Linked DNA regions of Homo sapiens: all the other regions are linked to region 2. The links are chromatin contacts, found by Hi-C or POLR2A ChIA-PET in ENCODE. All regions are on one chromosome and are shown on one strand. Each heading gives the region's core, a stretch centred on a gene start or an enhancer-like site at or near the end of the contact. The rest is flanking DNA. Distances are from core to core; before and after follow the strand shown.

Region 1 (2,700 bases), core at 75-2,574, 190 kb before region 2:
AAGAGAGGTAACTCACTAATTCCATCAGATGTATATTTTTTCTCATTTTGCAATTCCATCAAAGCAGTATTGCTCTTGGCCATTTACCTGTTTTTGAATAATGAGAGGTATCATGATTTTCATCAGTGAGGGTAATATATGTAAAACTTGCAAACAATTTATTCCTCTAAATAAAGTAAAAAACTATGTTGCTAGAGAAGTACTATTGCTGCTGACTACTAAAGGTAGTTAAGAAGTCAAAGTGTTTTATTATAATACAAATAAAGTGAACATGTAGAAATCTGTTTATTATTACGTTTCAAGTTTGAATATTTTGTTTTCTTTTTAAGAAGAAGCAGGGCAAAACAAACTGTGCCCGTTGCATTCCTTGCCAAGGTCAATGCTCCATATTTTGTCTGACTGTTTAATTTAATAGCATTCAAGCACAGAAGCAATCAGGAGGCCACTCCTATTGGTAAATCCATGCTTATAAAGAAAGCATGTATTTCAGAACTTAGGAAAAAAGCTGTTTGTTAAGCCCAGACCTAGTTTGAGATCTTTTTGAAAAGTGCTTATAATTTTCCAGAATTCTAGGATTAACTCAAGGAAATGCACAACAGAAATATGTAGATTTGACAGTGGCTTTTTTCTTCTGTTCAAGTTATCTTAGAGTCTTTTTTTTTGTTTTTGTTTTTGTTTTAAATGAAGCAGTTTTGAGATTCATTAACTGGTTATCTTTTGTCTGAGTTTTACCAAAGTGATCAAAAAATAAGGAACTATTGACTTTTGGTAATTAAAATACTCTTGGATTTTTTTTTTTTAGTTAAAGTTCAGGACCATTCACTTGGTTCTTAAACAATCTTGTTTTAACCTGAAGAACTCTTGATTTGAAACTTTGAAATCCTGAGAAACATTTTTTCTATGACTCTCAAAAATAACTTCAGATTGCAATTTGTTCTAAAGAGGATAAAGTAGATATACCATGCTTGTTTTCTTTTCCTTAATTGAGTTTCATTTATGTGATTAACTTAGATAAAAATACTCTAATTTGATTTACTGAAGCAGTCAGGATGAAATATTTTGCATAGTGAAGTGTGCTAAATCTTTAAAACTATTTCTAGAGTTTTTAAAGAAAGAATTTTAAAATGTAATGTACGAAGGTATAATTCTGTGTATCTATACTTTGTTTCTCCCTCCCCTCTGCATCTAATAAGCCCCTCTTTTCTTGTTCCTTTTGTAAACATGAGTTGCTTATGGCTTGTGTACTGAAAATGCTGCCAGGAAGTAGGGTGAGCATAACTTCTTTTCCCATGACCCTCAGTCTAATGTTGTTCCAAGGGTTCCTTACTTAGAAATGCCTTGATAACCGCATTCATTCCTGACATACCCCACCCCCAACACACACAACTGCTGAGTGCCATCTGACCCACAGTCCAGCTGCAGCTTTTAAAAATACTAGTGGCAAAGGCTTTTACCTAGAACGGTGACTATCTGTGAAAAAATTTTGTGTGTGATTTGTTTTTTGCGTGTTGAAATATTATTTTTTAAAGAAAGTTACTTGGTGTCAGCCTGCAAGTTAAAGGGTTATTAGTACAATTTTTTTTTTTTTTTTTAATTTTCAACTCACTAAAGCTTGCCTGTGTATGTTCATCCTTTTTGTATGATTTCTGGAAGTTTTCCTGTTGACAGTGAAGTCTAAAATGCTAAGACCTTTAGATTCTCTTGTTTCATGACTTTTATTATGAACATAAAACTTTTAAAAAAGACCTGGTCATGCTATGGCCTCTCCCTTCTCCCAAATTTTATATGATACCCTCAGTTTTTTTTCCTTTGGTGCACAAGGGAAGAAAAACGTATTTGCTGAGTAAACACTTGGGCACTGAATTTATTTCTCCCATCTTCTAAAAACTGTGAAGTGAGCACTAGCGTTCTTTTATATGTAGAAAATTGAGAGTGCAAAACAGGTTAACTAATTTGCTCCAGGAACAAAAGCTAGTCAGTCATGGAACTAAGATTTGAACCTGTCTGTCTGATACTAAAGTGCTATTCTTTGCCATTTGAAGGCAGTATCATTCATGCCATGAACATTAGCCAGAAGCTTTATGGTATAGGGGGAGGAGAATGGAATGTGTAGAGGAAAAGTTCTTGGAAAGCAGAGTTTGATGTAGAATGGTTCCTGAAAGTGAAGGGGATGGTGCCAGCAGTTGCAAGATAAAGCGATGGGGTAGGTACATTGCTCCTGGCAGCTGCTCCTTCTGCCTCTCCTGTTGTTGAGTGTCAGATTTTGCTGCTCCAGGGAAGATTCAACCACTGTTAAAGTTTGGCACAGGGTTGATGAAGCTTTGGAACGTTACTTACTGGATTATTTAAAAAAAATATGTCTATCAAGAGAAGAATAAAGAGGGTATCTGTGGTTATACTTTAATTAGTTATTCCTGGAGAGGGGACATGTGGCCTTATTCTAGTCCCATGGGCTTGAGGGGGAAAGCAGACAGATTTATTTGACTGACTGTAAGGCTCCTTTGCAGATTACATAAAGAGAGAAAATAAGAAATTTTATTTATTTATTTCTTTTTTTGAGATGAAATCTCACGCTGTCTCCAAGGCTGGAGTGCAGTGGCAAGATCTCAGCTCACTTCAGCCTCCATCTCCTGGGTTCAAGCGATTCTCCTGCCTCAGCCTCCTGAGTAGTGGGGATTACAGGCACCTGCCACCACGCCT
Region 2 (2,700 bases), core at 130-2,629:
GTATACTATAAAATACTTTTCAGAGTCTCTAAATTTAAAAAGCTTAAATAATTTTGAGATTGAAATGCTACTGGCTAAGTCTTTTTTAAAAGTCCATCAGCTAGTATATAGATGAGCAGCTTTTGAAAGTTTAACATTTTGATGTGTTTTTCTTTTTCAACGTAATCAGTTAGCTTTAATTTAGTAAAAGTGAAAAAAATAAGGTTAGCATCATTGTTTTTCGAAACTCTGTAGGACTAAAGGTTAAATTTCTATCCTGTTTAAAATCTAAGGGCATTCATTCTTTAAAAATTTAACAACAAAACTTTTAAGTAAAAATAAAATCTGTAATGGTCCTTGGATAAATCTAAAGTTCAGGGTATTGTTATTGAAAATTAGAAATTTGTGATAGAACTTAGTGAACAGAATTTTGTAAAAGTAAGAAAACTGCATCCTATGTGTTTGGTAGAAATCAATCATGTAGCTTCTGCTGGGCTTTATCAGCTTGCTGGTGACAGTACTTTCTCTATTACAATTGAGCTGTAAAGATAAGCTGGCTATTGTCAATGCCTCTGTTCCTTTACCAGGAAAGTGTACCTCAGGCCTCTTCATCTGAATTCCATCCTCTTGAATGCTTACAAATCCATCTTTTCAGGAATTCCAATGACGCTTTTCAGTGCTGAGGCGATGCATGGCCACGGCTTTGTTTTATTAATCAGTGCACGTAATTGTCCATTCATTCATTTGTGCTTCTGTCCTCCCATTTTAAAAGTAGTCTTTTCCAGGCCAGCATTGACTGGCCACTTTCCATTCTTGGCTCTCTTTTTATCTTCAAGTTTCTCATTATTTATTTGATTCGATTTATATATGCTTTCGTTTTCATGCCATGAACTCCTTTGCACATCTATGCATTAGACTTAAAGCAATCTGTAGTCATTTTGAAGGTATCCTTTAAGATGTTTATCTCTAAGTTTCCTCCAGGCAGGGAATTGCAAAGACTACAGATTTAACTCACAGGCCTGACACTTTTACAGTGTGAAAATTGATGCCTTGACTTTGCCCTACTTTTCTAATCTTCTTAGAAGTTTAGATGGCCAAATATGAAGGATGGAACTATATAACATTTTGATTTCTTATAGTGCCTTATGGTGCTTTGTGTTTGGGAAGTATTTATTTTTATTTTTTAAAAACAACTTCAGGCCAGGCATGGTTGCTCACACCTGTAATCCCAGCAAGTTGAGAGGCCGAGGCGGGAGGATTGTTTGAGCCCAGGAGTTCAAAACCAGTCTTTGCAACATGGCAAAACCCCACCTCTACAAAAATTAGTTGGGCATGGTGTCATGCGCCTGTAGTCTTAGCTACTTGGGGGCTGAGGTGGGAGGATCACTTGAGCCTGGGAAGTCAAAACTGCAGTGAACTCTAATCATGCCACTATCCTCCAGCCTGGGTGAAAGGGTGAGACCTTGTCTCAAAAAAGAAAAAAAAAAGTCATAAAGATACAATTCACATACCATACAGACAACTCATTTAAACTATACAATTCAATGGAACTTTAGTATATTCACAGATCTGTGCAACGATCACCACAAAAAAATTTAAAGCATTTTCATCACCTTAAAAATAAACATCACATCCTTTAGGTATCATTCCCAGTATACCCCACAACCATTAATACTGAAACACCACTAATTATTTTCTGTCTCTATTAATTTGCCTACTCTGGGCCTTTCATACAAATGAAATTGTGTAATACGTGGCCCCTTTGGTGATTGACTTCTTTTACTCAGATGCGGTTTTCGAGGTTCATCCATCTGAAAGCATGCATCAATACTTCATTTCCCTTTAGGGCCAAATAACATTTTATTGTATGGATAGACCACATTTTGCTTATCCAAATATTAGTTGATAGGTACCTTTTCACTATTATGAATAATGTTATAAACCAGCGGTCCCCAACCTTTTTGGCACCAGAGACCAGTTTTATGGAAGACTATTTTTCCATGAAAAAATTGGTGAGGAGGGAAGGGTTTCAGGATGAACCTGTTCCACTTCAGATCATCAGGCATTAGTTAGATTCTCATAAGGAGCAGGCAACCTAGATCCCTCGCAGGCACAGTTCACAATAGGCCTCACTCTCCTATGAGAATCTAATGCCAGCACTGATCTGATAGGAGGCAGAGCTCACCCAGGTCTCACCTCCTGCCATGCAGTTGGGTTCCTAACCGGCCACAAATGACCTTTACTGGCCTGCAGCCCAGGGATTGGGGACCCCTATTATAAACGTTCATGTACAAATTTTTGTGTAGATACATGTTTTTCTCTCTCTTGAGGAATTACTGAGTCATGTGGTAACTGTATGTTTCACCATCTGACGAACTACCAAAATATCTGCACCCCTTGACACTCCCACCAGTGATATATGAGGGATACAGTTTCTCCATGTCCCTCACACACACTTGCTATTATCTCACTTTTTGAGTCTAGCTATCCTAGAGAGCTGAACTTAGATTTCACTGTGGTTTTGATTTCGATTTCTCTGATGACTAATAAGAATCTTTCAAATGCTTTTTGACCATTCATATATTTTCTTTCAAGAAATGCCTATTCAATTTCTTTGCCTATTTTTAAACTAGGTTATTTGTCTTTTTATTATTTAATTATGAGTTGTTTATATATTCTGCATACAAGCCCCTTATGGGATAAATGATTTTTGTAAATATA
Region 3 (2,700 bases), core at 172-2,671, 150 kb before region 2:
CACGCTTGTAATCCCAGCACTTTGGGAGGCTGAGGCGGGCGGATCACCTGAGGTTGGGAGTTCGAGACCAGCCTGACCAACATGGTGAAACCCCATCTCTACTCAAAATACAAAATTAGCCAGGAGTGGTGGTGAATGCCTGTAATCCCAGCTACTTGGGAATCTGAGGCAGGAGAATAGCTTGAACCTGGGAGGGGGTTGTTGCGGTGAGCTGAGATCGTGCCATTGCACTCCAGCCTGGGCAACAAGAGCAAAACTCCATTTCAAAAAAAAAAAAAGTTAGATATTGTTAGTCAAACTGAACTAGTGCCAATAAAAATGTTAGTCATTAATATGAGGCAAAGTTTATTCATTCTATGTAATCTTGGAAACCATTGGAAAGTCCAGTTGCGATTGTGCGTAAACAGCTTGGTTAGTGATGTTGTGTGATGACCTAGACTCTCAGGAAAGTCTTGAACAGTATGAGCTTTGGACTCAAGAGATTAAACATTTACCAAGAAGGAGAGTCACTTTGCTAGTAAATATTTTTGGTGGAGACTTCATTCCTTTAGACACACCTAAACAGAAAATTCCTGTGGTAGTGACAGGCAATACACTACCATTTGTCAACTAAGGTAATAGCTCCAAATTAGGAGTGGAGAAATGAGTCAGTCAGTTAGGTAGTTTGGATCAAACTATATTTTTTAACAATCCCCCAGCTATTTCTGACATAACTAGTGTATTGCTGGTCCCTTGTTTACTCCATTTTAAATGCAGATATGCAGACATAGCAACAAGGATAGTGCCTAATAGTTAGCATCGGCCGGGCACAGTGGCTCACTCCTGTAATCCCAGCACTAGCACTTTAGGAGGCCTAGGCAGGCAGATCACCTCAGGTCAGGAGTTCAAGACCAGCCTGGTCAACATGGTGAAACCCCATCTCTTCTAAAAATACAAAAATGAGCTGGGCATGATGGCACGTGCCTGTAATCCCAGCTACTCGGGAAGCTGAGGCAGGAGAACCACTTGAACCCGGGAGGTGGAGGTTGCAGTGAACTCAGATTGCACCACTGCACTCCAGCCTGGGCAACAAAGTGAACACTGTCTCAAAAAAAAAAAAAAAAAAAACACGAAGAGCATGTCGCATTTTAAAAAAGAAGCTGTTTTATGGAAATGCTTGTACGAATCGTACATGTACTGATTGATGGATGAGAGCTCGAACATGAACCAAGTTTTGTGTACAGCATTGGCTGAGGTGCCCTGACATTTTTACTTCTTGTTCTGTCTTTAGGAGAATGTGTTGAAAGGTGAAGGTATAGCAGGTTAAAATAGTGGCAATTCAAGTCACAGGGGCTTTACTATGTCTTCCTGTGCTGGCAGTGCTTTGCCAAGGTGCAAATATTTATTGTTTGATTACCTCTCTGAGGCTGGGTGTGCATCAGTGGGTTACTGTGGTGAGGTGACTCACATTGATCTGTAGATAGAAGCCTGAGAGTGATCTTGGATACCTGATCTGAGGGTGTCAAGAAGAATTTTTTCAAGGGAGTGGTTGGAAAATCTCATTCAGTTTCTTTGTTAGAAGAGTGACTGTGTAAAAAGGCATAAAATTTTTACTTACTTTGAAGATGCGTCTGTTAGGTCAAATGGAAAGGTAATATTTGATTCTGTTTCCCAAATGAGAAATAGGAATATAGTCTAGGGTGGAAAGTATGGGAAACAATTTACTTTTTGTATTTGGAAAGGATTCCTCTATAGTGTAGAAACACTTTGAGAGATAATAGCTTTTGTTTCAGGTTAAAAATCATAACTGCCATAATAAATGCAGAAAATGCATTCAAAAGATCATTAATAATTTTTCTTAAAAAAAAGACCTATTTTCTTTTTTGACTTAAACAAATTCAATGATTAAATTATTGAAAATGCTTCTGTGAAAATTTTCTTCAGAATTTGGTCATGAGTACAAATATGCATTTTTACAGTTTACTCAATATTTGTCTAGTGGTATTGTGATACAAAAGGTAGAACTGGGCGGGGTGTGATAGTTCACACCTATAATCCTAGTGCTTGCAGAAGCCATGGCGGGAGGAATGCTTGAGACCAGGAGTCCCAGACCATCCTGGATGAGGCCCCAGTTCTATAAAAAGTAAAAATTTAGCCAGGCATGGTGGCATGCACCTATAGACCTAGCTACTCAGGAGGCTGAGGCTGCAGGATCCCTTGAGCCCAGAAGCTGAGGTTACATTAAACTATGATCACACCACTGTACTGCAGCCTGGGTAACATGTTGAGACCCTGTCTCTTAAGAAAAAAAAAAAAGAAACGGTGAAGTTGTTTGTAGCCATGAGATTCTTCTTGGGCATTTTTAGGAAAAATTTCTAAACCAAAGGCAATGCCATTATCAACCACAGCTGAACTCTTCTAAAAGAGACCTGTGATATTTTATTAAATTTGAGGAAGTAAACTACCTTCTCATTTGCTGAATCAAAAAAAAAATATCCATCATTCTTTACAGACCCTCATTACAACCACTTAAATGTGGTTATATAAATCAGGAAGTCGTGTATTAAAGTGGAACATTTCTAAATGCCTAAATTGTTTATACAAATAACATTTTCTTTTTAACTCTGCAGAGGAAGCATATTTTACTTTTTAATAGCTCTCAGTTGGACAATTGAATTATTGTTTTCCTGTTTTTTTTTTAAACCACCCTTATTTTTGTAC

Evidence for each region. A loop is a pair of places that touch in the nucleus more often than their neighbours do. ChIA-PET counts read pairs that join two places held with the same protein, here RNA polymerase II (POLR2A). Pooled maps may share reads with other maps.
Region 1: a loop to region 2 is called in a map with no recorded cell type, with 3 times the contacts of the local background. The contact joins two enhancer-like sites. A Hi-C loop is called at or near these places in 4 of 37 single-sample maps with no recorded cell type and 4 of 50 pooled maps. POLR2A ChIA-PET finds 5 or more read pairs at or near these places in 1 of 52 experiments (BJ).
Region 3: a map of PC-9 shows a loop between it and region 2 (14-fold over the local background). The contact joins two enhancer-like sites. A Hi-C loop is called at or near these places in 2 of 168 maps with a recorded cell type or tissue (PC-3 and PC-9) and 2 of 50 pooled maps. POLR2A ChIA-PET finds 5 or more read pairs at or near these places in 3 of 52 experiments (OCI-LY7, PC-3 and PC-9).

What each region holds. Positions count from the first base shown.
Region 1 is chr11:100,738,492-100,741,191 of GRCh38, forward strand. All of the region lies in intron 1 of ARHGAP42 (Rho GTPase activating protein 42), which reads left to right. Among named protein-coding and RNA genes, the nearest start is that of ARHGAP42-AS1, 52 kb to the left of the region's middle. Within about 2 kb of position 1,325, at least 4 of the 41 ENCODE cell types and tissues checked have a DNase peak (open chromatin) inside an H3K27ac peak, as active enhancers do.
Region 2 is chr11:100,927,137-100,929,836 of GRCh38, forward strand. All of the region lies in intron 6 of ARHGAP42 (Rho GTPase activating protein 42), which reads left to right. Among named protein-coding and RNA genes, the nearest start is that of SNORD13I, 5.8 kb to the right of the region's middle. Within about 2 kb of position 1,380, at least 2 of the 41 ENCODE cell types and tissues checked have a DNase peak (open chromatin) inside an H3K27ac peak, as active enhancers do; they include PC-3 and PC-9, where a contact is called at or near this core.
Region 3 is chr11:100,775,895-100,778,594 of GRCh38, forward strand. All of the region lies in intron 2 of ARHGAP42 (Rho GTPase activating protein 42), which reads left to right. Among named protein-coding and RNA genes, the nearest start is that of ARHGAP42-AS1, 89 kb to the left of the region's middle. Within about 2 kb of position 1,422, at least 7 of the 41 ENCODE cell types and tissues checked have a DNase peak (open chromatin) inside an H3K27ac peak, as active enhancers do; they include PC-3 and PC-9, where a contact is called at or near this core.